Linked DNA regions of Homo sapiens: region 1 is linked to region 2. A link is an interaction called in ENCODE POLR2A ChIA-PET data of the cell type or tissue named here. Cell type or tissue: A673. All regions are shown on one strand. Links, peaks and the distances in the headings refer to the core of each region. The heading gives the core; the rest is flanking DNA. Region 1 overlaps PLXDC2 (plexin domain containing 2). Region 2 overlaps PLXDC2 (plexin domain containing 2).

What was found. Peaks named below come from ENCODE experiments on the same cell type or tissue, not always from the same donor. Only the 100,000 strongest peaks of a DNase experiment are listed, where the experiment ranks them.
Region 1: POLR2A ChIA-PET joins it to region 2 with 10 read pairs; 2 of 35 experiments call an interaction of 5 or more read pairs at or near these places.

Annotation. Positions count from the first base shown.
Region 1 is chr10:19,889,028-19,897,370 of GRCh38, reverse strand. All of the region lies in intron 1 of PLXDC2 (plexin domain containing 2), which reads right to left. Among named protein-coding and RNA genes, the nearest start is that of PLXDC2, 77 kb to the right of the region's middle. In A673, for the core only: no CTCF peak of the experiment used is centred there; no DNase peak of the experiment used is centred there.
Region 2 is chr10:20,153,401-20,161,743 of GRCh38, reverse strand. All of the region lies in intron 6 of PLXDC2 (plexin domain containing 2), which reads right to left. Among named protein-coding and RNA genes, the nearest start is that of PLXDC2, 340 kb to the right of the region's middle. In A673, for the core only: no CTCF peak of the experiment used is centred there; DNase peaks (open chromatin) are centred at 3,203 and 3,613; H3K4me3 peaks cover 947 bases; H3K27ac peaks cover 4,983 bases.

The sequences.
Region 1 (8,343 bases), core at 91-8,090, 260 kb after region 2:
CTACTGGGGAGGCTGAGGCAGGAGAATTGCTTGAACCTGGGAGGCGGAGGTTGCGGTGAGCCGAGATCGTGCCATTACACTCCAGCCTGGGCGACAAGAGCAAAACTCCGTCTCAAGAAAACAAAAAAAAACAAAAAAAAAAAGAGAAGGGAATCATGGAAGAGACATGGAGACATGGAGAAAAGAAACAGACTCATATCATTCTGAAATACAGAGGCTCTTTAAACAAGATGAGTCGTGTACTCACAGACAAAAAGAGCTTTGCTGATAAGAAAAGAGTGTAAAACTCCTGAGGGCAGAAACTTACGTGCAAGAAACTGTTCTAGGTGACAGGGGACTGCAGTAAAGAAATGGGTAAAATTTCCCATTTTTAGGGAAGTTATGTTTTAATAGGGAGTAAGACAATAATCAAGTAAATATGAAGAACCTCAGGTGGTACTAAGAGCTATGCAAAAAATTAAGCAGACAGATGGATACATTTTGGGATTTGTGAGACAGAGAGGCTACCATGTAACAAAATGCTCAGGAAAGACTTCACTGATAAATTGAGACTTGACCAAAGACCCAAATAAGTTGAGAGTCTGAGCCATGCAGACACCTTAAGGAAGAGTGTTCCTGATGCCATTTTATTTTACTGTAATGGCACTTGTAAATTTCTGCCCAAAATTATCTCTCTTCCTCAATCATAAGTGTTATTTACCAAAAGCCCACCATTGTGCAGAACTGCCATCCACGAAGCTCAAATATAAAAAAATCAAAGGTAGAAATCTGCCTAGCAAAGTGAGTGACAGGAGTTTCCATGTCACTTGTTATGACGATATTAATAACAAGCATTTATTGAGGACTTATTAATAACAAGCATTTATTGAGGACTTATTTATGTCTGGTACTTTATACTCATTCCTTCATTCAATCCCAAAAATAACCACGGTATCCAGAAAACCTAGTTAACAAACTGGTGTAAGGTTATACAGCTAGCAAAGCATCCAGCCAAAATGCAACCTAGCTCTGTGTTAGTATTCAAGCTCTGAACTGCAATTCTTGCAATTCTCTGCCTCTCTCTGGTGCCAGACTGAGCACCATGGTTTGCCAGAATGTGCCTTCCCTTCCATGTGTGTGCAAAGCTAAGGTTGTGTGTACAAAGCCAAGGCTGTGTTTGCAAGCTTAGGTTATACAGTCAGCTCATGGGCTGCTTTCTTGGACTCAGCCTGATTGGTGGCTGAGTCAGCTCTCAATGGCTGTGGAAGAACTAAGCCAAGATCATGGCAGATCAAGAGAAGAGGAGTTGGATACCTTTTGAACTGAAAGCCTGGAGTGAAGGAAAGTGAAAGACTGCAGGGTCAGCTAGGGCCCCCCGACCTTGACCTGCTCCAGGACCTTCCTGGAGTGGTACCATGATTCCAAAGTGGGCTTCCTTCTCAGACCTACTTTTCCTTTTTAAAATTTTTTTAGAGACAGAGTCTTGCTCTGTCACCCAGGCTGAAGTGCAATGTTATGATCATAGCTCACTGCACCCTCAAACTCCTGGCCTCAATCAATCCACCAGCCTCAGCCTCCTACAGTGCTGGGATTACAGGCACGAGCCACCATGCCCAGCCCTTAGCATGATTTTTCAAGGGCAGAAGATGATCTCACATGGTGGCTGGAAAGCTTCCTTCAGGGGCCTGACAAAAGGGAATTTCAGAACTGAGCTGTCTAAGGCGGTGGCCACTAGCCACGTGTGACTACTGAGTGGGTAAAATGGGGCAAGTCCAAAATGAGATGTGCTGTAAGTGCAAAATACACACTAGATTTCAGTGATTTCAAATGAAGAATCATGGAAAATGAATACCACACAAGTAATTTTTATATTTGTTACCCAAGGAAATGATAACATTTTTGATAGGTATAATGCCATATATTAAAATAAAATATATTTAAATTAAATCCATCCATTGCTTGGCTTTAAAAAAATATACGGCTACTGGGAAATTTAGAATTGCACAGGAAGCTCACTTTTGCGGTTTTCATCAAATTTCTATTGGACCATTTTGCTGGAGAATGTGGAAACATTTTGATACTGTTCACTTCTGTCCTCTTTACCTGTCTTGAAGGTGCCCAGCTCTACCATGCTGGGCTGGTTTGTCCCCTGGCCCCTGTGACACCTCCAGACCCATCATCATCCTCTTAGATACAATTATGACTTCCCTGTTTCAAGGCTTCCCCTAGTTGTTAAGAAAAGTAGTTCAGTTTCATCCATGTCCCTGCAAAGGACATGAACTCATCCTTTTTTATGGCTGCATAGTATTCCATGTTGTATATGTGCCACATTTTCTTTATCCAGTCTATCATTGATGGGCATTTGGGTTGGTTCCAAGACTTTACTACTGTGAACAGTGCCGCAATAAACATATGTGTGCATGTGTCTTTATAGTAGAACGATTTATAATCCTTTGGGTATACACCCAATAATGGGATGGCTGGGTCAAATGGTATTTCTAGTTCTAGATCTTTGAAGAATCGCCACACTATCTTCCACAATGGTTGAACTAATTTACACTCCCACCAACAGTGTAAAAGCGTTCCTATTTCTCCATATCCTCTCCATCATCTGTTTCCTGACTTTTTAATGATCTCCATTCTAACTGGCGTGAGATGGGATCTCATTGTGGTTTCGATTTGCATTTCTCTAATTACCAGTGATAATGTGCATTTGTATGCCAGAACTTTAAGTATAATAATAAAAAAACCTGATAGTGCTGATGTAACATTGTAGATAAAAATAAAAATACTTATGCCAGTTAAATTAGAAAATATTTGGGTATCCACTGTTTATAACTTAAAATTTCAAAATAAATATTTAAAAATTCAAGTAAAAAAGAAAAGTAGTTCAAATAAAAGGATCTACAAATAGATATGGCCAAATAAATGTCCTCCAACCTACTTTTGTCCCCTCAGGAATATATAAATTCCAATTGAAATTGAAAGTGGTTAAAATTCAAATGAATCTCTGATTCATGGCACCAGGGCATATAGGAGAATTTTACGGTATGTCATAGAAAAGTTTGGGAAACAAATTAAGTTCCTAGGATTGTGCTAATAAAAAAAAAAAAAGGAAAACATCAGTTTTTTGTTTTTGTTTTTGTTTGTTTTGTTTTGTTTTACGTTTCCAAGGGATTTCTGGGATCTTGAAGACTTCAGGGACACTGCAGAAATTTCTTTTCTCATTAAGGTGTACCTTTCTTTTTCCTTGGATGATTCAGAAGGTTTCTCACAGTTCTGCACTATAGCCTGTGGTGCTGTGTCCAGGCTAATTTCTCTTTCTACAGATTGGGCATTGACTTCCTCCTCTGGGTGCTTCTCTGAATTTACTCCATTCGTGGGAAGAGAATCACACCAAATCCAACTCTAGGGCAGTGAAGAGGGTTCAAGGGATTTGAGCTGTTAGCATGGTTGACCCCCTAACTGGTGAAGTCATTTACTAAACTCTACTCATGAATATACAGATTCCTTCTTCAAAGTTCACTTGTGAGGTTTCCAGAAAGGAAACAGTGCTGGGAAGAGCTGTGTAACTAGTTGAGGAGACATGAGTTGTCATTTCTGACATGACATGCTGATGAGAAAGTAAAAAGGCTGTAAAGGATTGTTTCACTTATGACAGAATTTCACTTACAATAACTTCTGCCTCCAAAATTATTTTCAATTATTTATTACATACACATCTAATGCATTCCCCTTAATTTCAGAAGTATTGCTTCTTGCAAAAGGAGCCATTATTATATTGGTCACATATCCATCTTTTTGCACAGAGCTTCCACCTGATTTAAATCAAGCCCCAAAGTTATCAGGTGGAGTTTATGACCAGGCTTATGCTAGGAAAACTTCTCTCAATGTATTTGTGTTAGATGACTTTCTAAAGACATTTACGACTGAGAATGACCATTACAAAAATGCACACACAGGAATTCACTACAAAATTTAAGCAGTCCACAGACTACTTTATTATAAGCGGTCAGCTATTTCAACCAATGAAATAACTGGATATGGTGCTTTTTTCTTCCAAATATTATTTAATGCTTCCTACAACAAACATCAAGAATATTAGACACTTCGAATGTGTATTCAGCCTTGGAAGTAAGTATACAGTGGGGCTTACAATTCAGCATTATGTTTTTATTCACACTAGACTCCTAGCTAAATGTGTGCTTGTCACAGCCACATCTGAATGAAAGCAATCCCCACACCTAGGCGTCCCCCAACCATAGCGTGCATAAGCCGATAAGATTACCTATGCTAACCCCCTTGAAACAGGATTATTACCCTTCTTTGATGAAGGTCAGAGCCACGCCCTAAGGATGTAATATAAAGTAAATCTAGATCTCTAAATATCTATGGAATTGAACTGCCTTGAGTGAATCTGATTGTGATGACAATGGCAAATTGTAACAGTGGCAAAAAAAAAAAAAAAAAGACCATTTCAACTAGGCCAACAGTAAGAAAGCCAGGCTCCTCCTGCTGTCTGATTGGGTCTTAGCTCGTACTGTATACTAAGGGTTTTATTTATAGATAAACAAAATCCTTATTGAGACTTATTGTTGTGCCGGCCCAGCAGAGAACATCAAAACATATTGCTGCAGAAAGTGACCATCAAATACGGGAATGGTTTGCAGGAGAAAGCAGAAGAAATCCGAAACTATAAGAAGTCTACCTTTATTTATAAAAGCTATCTTTCCTTTAAATACAATTCTACTATAGGATTGGGCTTTTATAGCCAAATATGAACTCATAGGAACTATCTGAGTTAAGAATTTACAGCAATCAATATGCCTAGACATGACTATGTACATAGCATTAAGCAATTTCAGCTGGAGTCCTAGTCGTAACTTTACATCTGAAGTCTTCCTGCATAGAATTATTTCAACAAGCATTTTTGGCATGTGATCCACAAGCAAGTTATTTATTTATCAGCACTGGGCGGGTAGTGTGGCATAGTGGTTAAGAGCGGATCTTGGAAGCCAGGCTGCTTGGGTTTGAATCCCAAGTCAACTTCTTACTAGCTGAATGACTTTGGACAAATTAGGTCCTTCAAGTCCACCATGCCACAGACATTCGCCTCTAACACAGAGATAATAATAGCACAGACCTCCTTAAGTGGTTGTAAGAATTCACTAAGAGCCCTTAGACAGTGGCTGGCACTTAGTCAAAGAAATATTTAAGTATTTATTAAGTATTATTGTTATATGTAAACATTTATTAAGTAGCTACTGAGTACCAGGTATATATGATTTTTACAGTAAATATTAATGTAACTTGACTATTTCTCCACACTGTCAATATTAATATTCTGTCATTCTAAAGTCCCTTGTTTTACTTTAATGAAAAGTAGTGTCTCTTTGCATAAGTTCTTTTTTCTATAAATAAGCAAATTAAGAGGGAATGATCTAATATGAGAATAAAGCTAGGCTATTCTTTGTTTCAGTAAGGATCCTTTAACCTATTCTGTAAAAACAAAAATCCAATTTTTTCAATCAAAGAAGCAATTTCACATGTAATATTATTTGGCTTTGGCTTTGTTGAGAATTTGAAGGTGAAACCAATTCTTTGGTTTATTAGACTTGGGTTTTACTTCAAAAACTAAGTTATAACAGCTAAACGAAATTAATCTACAAGCGAAAGAGAAGTTTCCTCAATCATGCCTAGCTTTATAATCGCTCCAGAGGTTACCGACCTCCCAAGGGCAGCTGGTCTAAAATTAGGCCTAATCTCTTTGTAGGGAAGACACAGGAAGCTTTTAAGGAGGAGGCAGAGGTGGAGACCCATGGCTTTCTTTTTCCAACGCCTGCAGTAGGTGCTTGAGGAGTTAAGGAGCACAGCTCAGAAAATAATATTTCCCATGTTAGACTCTGGGATAATGTCATTCAAAACTCTATAGCACAATCTAATAGATGTGAATGGTAATTACGGAAGATTGTGGAAGAAAAAAGGGAGAAAATAGAAAGAGGCAAAGGAAAGTGCAGGCGAAAGAAGGTAAAAAACCAGCTGTGTGTGGTACTTTAAATTGGGACACAGAAAAATGGAAAGCCAAGAAATCGTGTGCTTTTACCCACATGGAGTGACACACAAACCACTATAATATTGCATTTTGGTATTACTATCCAGAGAATAGAAATACTAAGTACCCAATACTTTTTTGTTGTTTTTAAGGACAATGCAGCATATTTTGCTTTATTCTAACTCCTCAACTGGGTACTTATATTTTTCAGGGGTGGGAGCGCTGGACAGAGAAAGACATAAAAGAGAAGCAATCACAGATGTCTTGCCATTGCATAGGAAGAAGACTGCATGGCAGATCAGCAAGAAAGAAATGAGGTCAGAAGTTAGACCCTACATGGGAAAGTCAGAAATGATGGAATCTCAAGGAAAGCAGCAAGGAGTGGGACAAGAATTTCCTGGAGCTGAATAGTTTCAAGTGGCTTTTATGTATTCTAGGCTTCTACAAGCAGGGAGCATATATATGCTGGGAATTATCAGTATCACTGAGAGAAATACATTAGTTATATACAGATGCATACACATCTAACTATATTGCACAAGTACAAGAAGTCTAAATGGTATTAAATAATTAAATAATTATTCTATGTACACATAGTTCAGTTTAAAATGTGGGGTTTAGCCGTTCTTGATTTAAAAAAAAAAAAAAAAAAAAAAAAAAAAAGCAGCCGGGCGCGGTGGCTCACGCCTGTAATCCCAGCACTTTGGGATGCTGAGGCGGGTGGATCACGAGGTCAGGAGATTGAGACCATCCTGGCTAACGCGGTGAAACCCTGTCTCTGCTCAAAAAAAAAAAAACCCCGTCTCAGAAAAAAAAAAGCAGTTCTCAGAAAACCAAATACTGCATATTATCACTTATAAATAGGAGCTAAACATCAGGAACTCATGGAAATACAGATGGCAACAATAGGCACTGAGGACCACTAGGGAGCGGAGGGAAGAAGAGGGGCAAGGGCTGAAAAACTAACTAGTGGGTACTATGCTCAGTACCTGGGTGATGGGATGATTCATACCCGAAACCTCAGCATCACACACAGTACATCCACATAACAAACCTGCACATATACCCACTGAATCTAAAATAGAAATTTAAAACAAAATTAAAATTTTTAAAAAATTAATTAACAAAATGAAAAAAGCAGTTCTCTATCATGACTATGGAGTTTAAAGGAATTAGAGGAAGCCCAGGGCTATCCCCCAAAGTTGACACAGTAGACTACCTGTCCTTCACTCACAGCAGGCTATCAAATTTGTCACAGAGCGGGCATTAATAATTGAAACTGGAATAAATACATGAACAAATGAATGAAGGAGAAAGGGCCCTGAAACGCGAGACTGCCTCTGTTAGGATCCCAGTTCTGCTACTTATTCTACCTGTCACTACTCTACGCCTCAGTGGCTTCCTCTGTAACATCCAGGCTAATCTATAAACCAACAACCCCGTAGTATTTTTGTGAGAACTCAGTGAGAAAATTCAGAGAAAGACTTAACCCAGTGCCTACACGATTAGCCCTCATTTTAATTATATGGGTTACCTGCTGGCACTATTTGGAGTTCATCTCAGAGTACAAAATGTCAAGGCCTCCCTTGATCTATGTTTTTCCTGCCTGTGGATGTCTAAAATTAAGGCCAAGAAACACACTATCTCTTAAAGTTGCAATATTCCAAGGTTTTTGTACTATTTTTACATATTTGTAGTTGGTGCCTCAGTAAGACATGTTGGAAAGGCCACAGATAGGGAAAGGAAAAGAAAGCAAATAAGAAAATAACACTCCATTTTATAACCCTAGCATACTTGTGGTCACTTAATAAGTTTTCTCTTTAAGAGTGCCTGAGTCATTAAACAGGGATACATTTTGAGGGCACTAGGACACTATTTAATTAAATGGCTCCAGCAAGTTATTAAATGAGACCCTAGTGGTTTGAAAACAATTAATGAGTCATTTAATGATTTGCATTCCAGTGTAGTTGGAGGGGCCCAAGTGGCTTGAATGAGTTAATTCACGGTCCCAAGAGCATGATTAATAGCAGGAGTGACATGGTCATTAAGAGAAATAAAAATAACCGGCAATGAAAAGAAGAGACAGAGCTTGTCATATGAATTTGAAGAAAAATAATTTTATATATATATATAAAATGGGATGTTGGGATGTACCGTGTCCCAAAATGATCAAGCACTTTAAGTCATAAACAAGGAGGAAATGAATACTAGTCCTGGATGATCTTTCCAACAAAGCAATGGGTCAAAATTTGGGCTCTATTATATTATCATAAAAAATGTTTCCCAGAGATAATGGTATTTTTTTTCTACTA
Region 2 (8,343 bases), core at 248-8,247:
TACCTTTTCTGTCTCTCTTCCCTATCTCTTCTTCCCTTACCCAGCCATCTTTTATTTTTATTTTTTTTCCTCAATCTCTTTCCTTCCTTTCACCCCCTTCCTTTATGTTTTGGGTCTATGTCAAGCCCTCTCCTCCAGTGCTTTTTATTGGTGGTGGGTTGATTGCAGTAATGGCCTCAATCAATGGCTTCCTTGTGCCCAGACCCTCTGTCGTCCTCTCCCACTCAGATTCCAGGCTCAATAATATGGCAAAAGAGGAGAGCAGGAAGCTTGAAGCAAAAAAAAAAAAAGAGAGAGAGAGACTTGAAAAACTGCTTACTACTTCCTTTCTTGGACCCTTGCTACAGCCAAGAAAATGTACACTACTGGTCTTCTGCAGATGTATACAAGACACATGAAGGATTTTTTTTTTTAATTTTTATTTTTTTGCACCAAAAGTTATCCTTGCCTAGCCAGCTCCCAGCCAGTCCACCAGATAACAGCTTACACATTCAGAAGCTCAGCTGAGATCAGCAGGGTCCAGCCCATATCAGTAGAACCAGCAAGCTGATTTATAGGCAACTTGTGAGAAATAAGAAATGGAGTTGTTTTAAGCCACTACATTTTGGGGTGGTTTATTACACAGCAATATCAATCAATACATTCTCTGTTAAAAGTCAAATAGCCAATAGAATAGAATATGGGTGTTTCTCCATAAAATGAGGTAGTATTGCTCATCCTAATTTTCTGGGAATCAGATAAGTATCTATTTTTAAGACATTGGGTCTCACTGTGTTGCCCAGGCTGGAGTGCAGTGGCATGATCATAGCTCACTGCAGCCTCAAACACCTGGGCTTAAGCAATACTCCTGCCTCAGCCTCCCTAGTAGCTGGGACTACAGGTGCACACCATCATGCCCAGATTTCAGATAAATATCTAATTCTAGGTATAATTAAACTTGAAAGATTGGAATGTTCCAGTAGAAAAGTTTCACTTTGTGCAGCATTTTTTTTTCATTCTTCTGTCTCTTTAGTTTATTCTTTTGTCTGTGCATTTCAAAAACTAAGCCCAATATACATAAATTACCTAGATTTAGATTCATTTAACAGGAGAAAAATTTACCCGAAACCAAAATGGGTAGCCTCACGGTGTACTGAGTTTTCTATCACTGAAAATTATCTGATATATAACTGACCAACCCTCTAGGAAGATCACTATAAGTGATCTTTGATTCTTTCAGTTATCAAATTAAATTTTTTTCAAATGATTTTGACTTTTCCAAGCTTCAACAAGTAAATTGTTAACAACGATACAAACTAAAATGATAAGGGTGAAATACTCTACCTTTATGTAAGGAGAGTAGAAGTTAGGTAGAAATCATCATTTGTAGTCAAGAGTTATGCTTTAACTTGTTGCCAGTTTTTTAAGTGTACATATTCATGGGTTAATGATTTCTGATTACTGCATCTGTCAAACCACCACTACCATATAACTCTACTATGAGTCTTAATATAATTGGGGATTAGACAGTAGAAAATAGATTCCTAAGAATGATGTCTACTAGATATAAATTATTTTCCCCAAAAGGCATACACACTGTCCATTTGATAAGATAGAATCCATTCATTCATTCATCAGATATTAATTGAATATATTTTCTGTATTATTGTAGGCACTGGAATTACAGCAGATAGGAAAACAAAGACCCTTCTCTCACAGAGCCTACATTCTAGAGAACAGGGACAGGCATTAAAACAAGTGAACATAAAACCTATAGCATACTAGAAGGTGGTTAGTACCAAGGAGAAAACTAAAACAGAGTAAGAAGATAGAGAGGAACAGGGATCTCTAGGAGAGAAGAGAGTCGCAGAAGCTCTCTCTGAGAAGGTGATTTTTCAGCAGAAACTCGAAGGAAGTAAGAAAATCTGTCATGTGGATATTTGGGAAACAACTGTGGGTAGATGTACCGGCACATGTAAAGGGCTTGACTGAATTTTAGGAGTTAAAAGGTTGTCTCTACAGCTGGAGCAGAAGTAGTAAACAAGTGTGTCAAAGGTGATGGGAGGTGGTAGGGGCAGATCATAGGGAGCGTGTATTCCTTGCAAGCCATGACAGTGACACTGGATTTTAGTCCAAAAGATACAGAAAGATTTGGGAGGTTTTGAGCAGAGGAAAGGACATTCCTTTATTTTGGAAAAATATCACGCTGGCTGCTGGGAAATCAAGACTGTAGAAGGACAACGGGAGCCAGACAAACTAGTTAGGAGGGTATCACAGTTTTCCAGGTAAGAGAAGGTGCCATGCTCCACCCCAAAGTGGTAACAGTGGTGTAAGTGACAGAGGCAGATTCTGGAAGAATTATGTATGCACTGCTATTGAGACTCCCCATAGATTTAATAAAGACAGCGAGGGACAAAAGCAGAGTAAAGGATACCACAAAGGCTTTTGGTTTCAGTAGCAAGAGCAATGAAATGGTGTTTTCATCAGGAATGTTATAGGTTGTACAACTCCAGAGGACTCACTCACTTCACGGTCTATGAGAAGTGTCCTTTCGATATGCAGGGAACAACATATGCAGCTCTCAAGACCAGTCCTGAAACATTCAAAGACCAGGAGAGGAAGCGCTGGAGAGGGATGACCACTTTATGGCAAAACCACTGGCTTCAAATGTTCTCCATTAAAATTTTGTAGAGCTCATGAGTAAGAGCCCAGGATTTCTAAAACTGTACTCTTTTGTCCTGATTAAATATTAAAATGAAAATGTACAAGAAACTTTCAACTACTTATATTTTCCTAGAAGCCACCCAAGGCTTTTATGAAACCATTACATGCCAGATTTTGAAAAAACTGATTTTGCCAAGTGAATTAAATGTCTAATGTCATCAAAGATTAATGAGGAAAAGGTGAACAATTCCAGGCTTTCTCTAAAATTTCCTATGGAACATGTCTGCCTCTCCACACCTGATATTTTCCTATCATGAGACCAGTCTGCAGGGTCCTCTGTCAGCATAAAATTAGAGACTATATTATTAAAAGGTACATTTAAAATAAACTACTTTTAAAAATATTTATTTATTTATTTATTTATTTACTTATTTATTTGAGACAGAGTCTCATTCTGTTGCCCAGGCTGGAGTGCAGTGGTGCAATCACAGTTCACTGCAGTCTCAACCTCCAGGGCTCAAGTGATCTTCCTGCCTTAGCCTCCCGAGTAGCTTGCTTGCTAGTTCTTTTTAATTTTTTTTTTTTTTTTTTTTTTTTTTGCAGAGACAGAGTCTCATTATGTTACCCAGGCTGTAAAATGAACTTCTTTTTGACTAATAACAAAGACATTATGTGTGTGCATATGTGTATGTATAAACAAGCTATTTAGAAGTATAGCTATTTAGAAGTATAGCTATTTAGAAGTATTGGGCAAATTAGCACAAGAATGAACATGTTATTGTCATGATCACGTATTTTATAGAAGACTCTGTATTTAGAAGGATATGAAGTGCCAAAGTCAATGAACATATGGACCAAAAACATGTTAAAGCACCAAAACTTTAAAAACTTTGATTACAGGAAGCGATTTTCTTATCCTTTCTACAAATTTATATTCATCCTCAAAATGTCTCGTGAGTCATCACGAGATCCTGGGGGTGTCAGGAAGCCAAACTGAAATAATAAAAACTCTAAACTACAGAAGTTTTTTTTTTTAAACAATGTAGCTTTATTATTTTTAAGTGTCTATAATAGTTGCCTTAAGATTAAAGCAAAGCTAAATTTTAACTGGGCCTCTGTATGATCTGTATTGAATCGCACATTTCTGAGGAATTGGTTTTACAATTACATTCTCTCCACAGGATAGAAATAAAAGGAGCTTTCACACTGGTTAAAATATGCTTCCATTTTGACCCCTAAAAGCATTCATGAATACTTCTTTTAAATAACAGTATAATTTTTGCTCTATATAACAAGATAGAGATAGGTTTATTACTTGGTATACATTTTTCTATAACAGATATTAAAGCAAAGCAAAGTAAGCATAGAAGCAGAAAGTGGTTGCAATTGCTACACAAAATCAAGGCAGGAAAAGATGTCAGGGGTAAAAATAGTAGAGCAGAGCACACTGGCCTTTGGAAGGAGAGTCAAAGACAGAAGCTCCTCTCTTCTCCACTCTGTGGTATCTTTCTCCAGCACACAGGAACCCCAAACAATTCCTTAACCATGAGCTTTTTACATCTGTCTCTAAACCAGGGAGATAACAGCATGCCGCTTAAGTAATAGTTAATGGAATTTTATTTTCCTCTTTGTTCTGCCCTGAAAACATCACCAAAACATTCATTTGTTTCCATTACAGGCCCAGCTATCTATCCAGTAGGCAGCACAGTATCTCAGCAAGGGTTTGATTGTATAGTATGTGTTCCAAGGTGTGAATCATATGCCTATCTAACCTTAACTGGAAAAGAATTACTCCAAACTCATTTTTGTTTCCCTGCTAATCTGCAATATGGTGTTCAGTAGCTTAATATTAAAAACAACAGCAACAACAAAATCCCACAATAAACTCAAAGGTTTCTGTTTTACCCATTCTTATCTGCCTGTAACCCTTAACTTTCTCCTTCGTTTTACTTAAGTATCTGACCTGGCTTCAGTGTTATCAGCAGTGAATCTAATTTTTAAGAGTCATGATCTCTTTTATTATTATCAAAACAACAACCTGTAGCACAAGCTACCTTGGAGGCTGAGGCAGGAGAATCACTCGAGCCCAGGAGTTGGAGGCTGCAGTGAGCTATGATAGTGCCATTGCACTCCAGCCTGGATGACAGAGCAAGAAACTGTCTCTACAAAACAAACAAACACATAAAGTCCAAAATATTAATGGTGAGTTGTCTGTAAACTACACTTGAATAGAAGGGCTTTCAGTTAAACTTGACAATGTAAAAATCCATTTGCTTTCCAGGGTATCAGTAACAATTTGCACAATTATTTCCATCTTTTTTTATTGTACAGCTCCTGAACTCTCATCTGCCAGGTATTGAGCAATGCATCTAACAGCGTGACAGTCAAGGTGAGCTATCATCAAACGATCAATTCCTAACATGCCTCCTGCCCCCATCTCCACAATCATAATCTGTAGAAAATCTGGAAGCAGTCAACTAACAGCATGAAGATGATAAGTAAAATCCACCTCCACTTTAAAAAAGAGGTTTCAAACTTCCTTTCTACATAAGCTACTGTGTGCCTTGGGTAAGAGAAGAAATTCATGAGGGAGAAATTGGAGGGTGCACACTTTGAGTGAATTTTCCAGGCAATATTTGCAAGACAAGGGCTTCCAGGGCTTTCCGAGTCCTCAAGGAAAAAACGCACATCTATATTTTTACTTGAAATATTTTAATATTTAGATGTCGGCAACATATCTGTTTTACAAACGTGTACACTTAAAACATAAAAACATACACAGAGTAAAAAGTGTGCCCTCTGAGTTAAGACTGCTCACATTGAATTGGAACACGAAGAGTCTGAACTTCACACAAAAGACAGTGACGCAGGGTGCCCACTTGAAGAAGCTTGTGCCATTGGACTCAAGATAGTCAAGACTCTGGTGTGGATTTTACCTGGGACAATAGCTAGATAAGGAAACTTATCTAAACATGGCTTGGGACTTAAACATCAAGGGAAAAGAAAGGAGATTAAGGAAAGTCTACACCCTGGGTTTGGGGGAGACACAAAAAATTAGCTAGGCATGGTGGCATGCACCTGTAATCCCAGCTCCTTGGGAGGCTGAGGCAGGATAGTCATTTGAACTCGGGAGGCAGAGGTTGCAGCGAGCTGAGATCGCGCCACTGCACTCCAGCCGAGGCAACAGAATGAGACTCTGTCTTAAAAAGTAATAATAATACATAAAATAAAATAAAATAATTTCCTCTGGGACATTGATCTTTCTACCTGGCTACTTTATTTATTTATTTTTACACACAGCATTTGCCATCAGAACATGATCAAGGGAGAATAATTCAACTTATTTTCTTACACTAGGAAAAGTAAACAAAAAATTAAAATGTCAGGCACTTCTATATGTGAGATAGCTAAAAAATAAAATATCTCTACAAATACAAATGAATTAGATCCCACATGAAGCTGTGTAGATAAAATTTTAATATTTTACTTGTTTAAAATATAGGGAAGTCCTATGATATAAAATATCTGTCTCTACATTTTCCTTAGAATTATTTCTTGAGAGCTTTTAATCAGCATTTTATTCAATCTGGTTTTCTTTTCCTTGTATTAGATATATATGTACATATATATTATTCTTTTCTGCTCACACATTTATCAAATGTCTTGGCTGTATACACTATATTCACACATCAAGTATTCTCACAGATGTAGCAATAGTTATAGAAGGAAATTACCTTATATCTAAATGGTGGTGGTCTCACTGTTCTGTTCTTTTTGGCCTTCTCTGACTTTCTTGAATTACCTTTTTTCTATAAATTCTACAAGTTCAGCCAATGTTCATCTTTCAATACTTTCAGGCGGCTAACCATGAGTGAAGGGTCATTACAGTTTAAATAAGAGAAATAATCTTCAAAGAAATTTTAAAAAATGCATTAAGAGCCCCATTGAAACTTACAACTAATTGGCAATGGTGATTTATTAACTATGCATTCTTCCATAGAAGCAGCAAATGTGACACCAAGGAACATTAGGTTTAAATACTTAAATAGAATAGATTAAAAAGTGATTTTACTTAATAAACAGTAAAGTTCCTCTATATTGACCTCCTCTAAAATTTGCTGCTGAAGGAAATGGTAAAGTATTCAACCAAGAAAATGGATAGAACAGGCTGACTCCTGGGCTAAGCCAGTCTTGTCTCTTCTGTGATTTTTCTCCTGTTGCCATCTAGTAGGATTATATGACATTTTTATTTAAATTACAGTTTCCTAACCTAATGACTATCCTTATTCCTCACATAAGCTAGTGAAAAAAAAGAACCCGAGTTTGCAGTTGACACAAAAAAAGAGTCACATCCACCTATAGTTTGTGTCCAGAGTGATTACAAATGCCAAGTATATCAAGAGAATAGAGATAAGACAAGTCAAAGAAACTGCAACTTCTACAAAGTAAGAGTATCCTAGGATAGACAGCATCAAGGCCTGTAAAGACCCTTATTTCAAATCTCCAGGATTTTTTAAATACATTTTTTTTTTTTTTTGAGACAGAGTCTCCTTCTGTCGCCCAGGCTGGAAGGCAGTGGCATGATCTCTGCTCAGTGCAACTTCTGCCTCCCGGGTTCAAGAGATTCTCCTGCCTCAGCCTCCTCAGTAGCTAGGATTACAGGCGTGCACCACCATGCCCAGCTAATTTTTGTATTTTTAGTAGAGACAGGGTTACACCATGTTGCCAGGCTGGTCTCCAACTCCTGACCTCAAGTGATCAGCCCACCTTGGCCTCCCAAAGTGCTGGGATCACAGGCGTGAGCCACCGTACCCGGCCATTGGAATAAAATGTTTTTTTGAGAATTGTTAGTTTCCTTGTTACATTATCAATAGACCACAAATTTTAGAACCATATCTATTATAATCAAGCAAAAATCATCACTATTTAATGGCAACTTAATACGAAGAAGCTGAGATTTAGGGTTATAGCTAATTACTAATAGAATAGGAAAATGAGAGTTTGATTTCCAAACTCCATGTATTTAAGAAAGGATCCGGTTTTTTTTTGGCCTATGTACAGGTTCTTTCATTTAAAAAATTATAGATTAATAAGATAAATGCTGTGGATAGGCAAACCTTACCTTTGCTCCCAAATGGCCTTGATATGCTATGATATGATATATTAGGCTATGGTATGATAATGACTGGCTAAGGAAGACTGTCAAGGATATCAGAATGAATGAATTGATTCAGTCACTTATTGAAAAGAAAGTTTTTAAGAGGGCATTCTGGTACAGTAGCTAGGCCTTAGGGCTTTAGAGTCATATTTCTTTGGATAAATCTTTGTTCCATATCTTTGGAAAAGTTACTTAAGGTCTCTGGGTATTTCAGGTTCCTTTTCCGTAAATGACAAAAGTAGCTACTCATGGTTTTTGTGAGAAGTATACATAATTTATTTTAAATGCTTAGGTCGGTGCTTGACATATATGAAGAGCTCAAGAAATGCTAGATTTTATCAACTTTGGAGGTTATTGTTAAATGTGAATGTGACTTTCACTTCTGGTTATGGCACACAAGATTAAGATCATTTCTACCACTTAAATCAAGCAGGAAATGTGAATAAAATATGGAAAGCTTCCACTGAAAACTTCAGGTAGTTATCAAAGAGCAAGGTCTTGAAAAGACAAAATCCCAAAGAAAGGAAAATGCAGACGTAAAC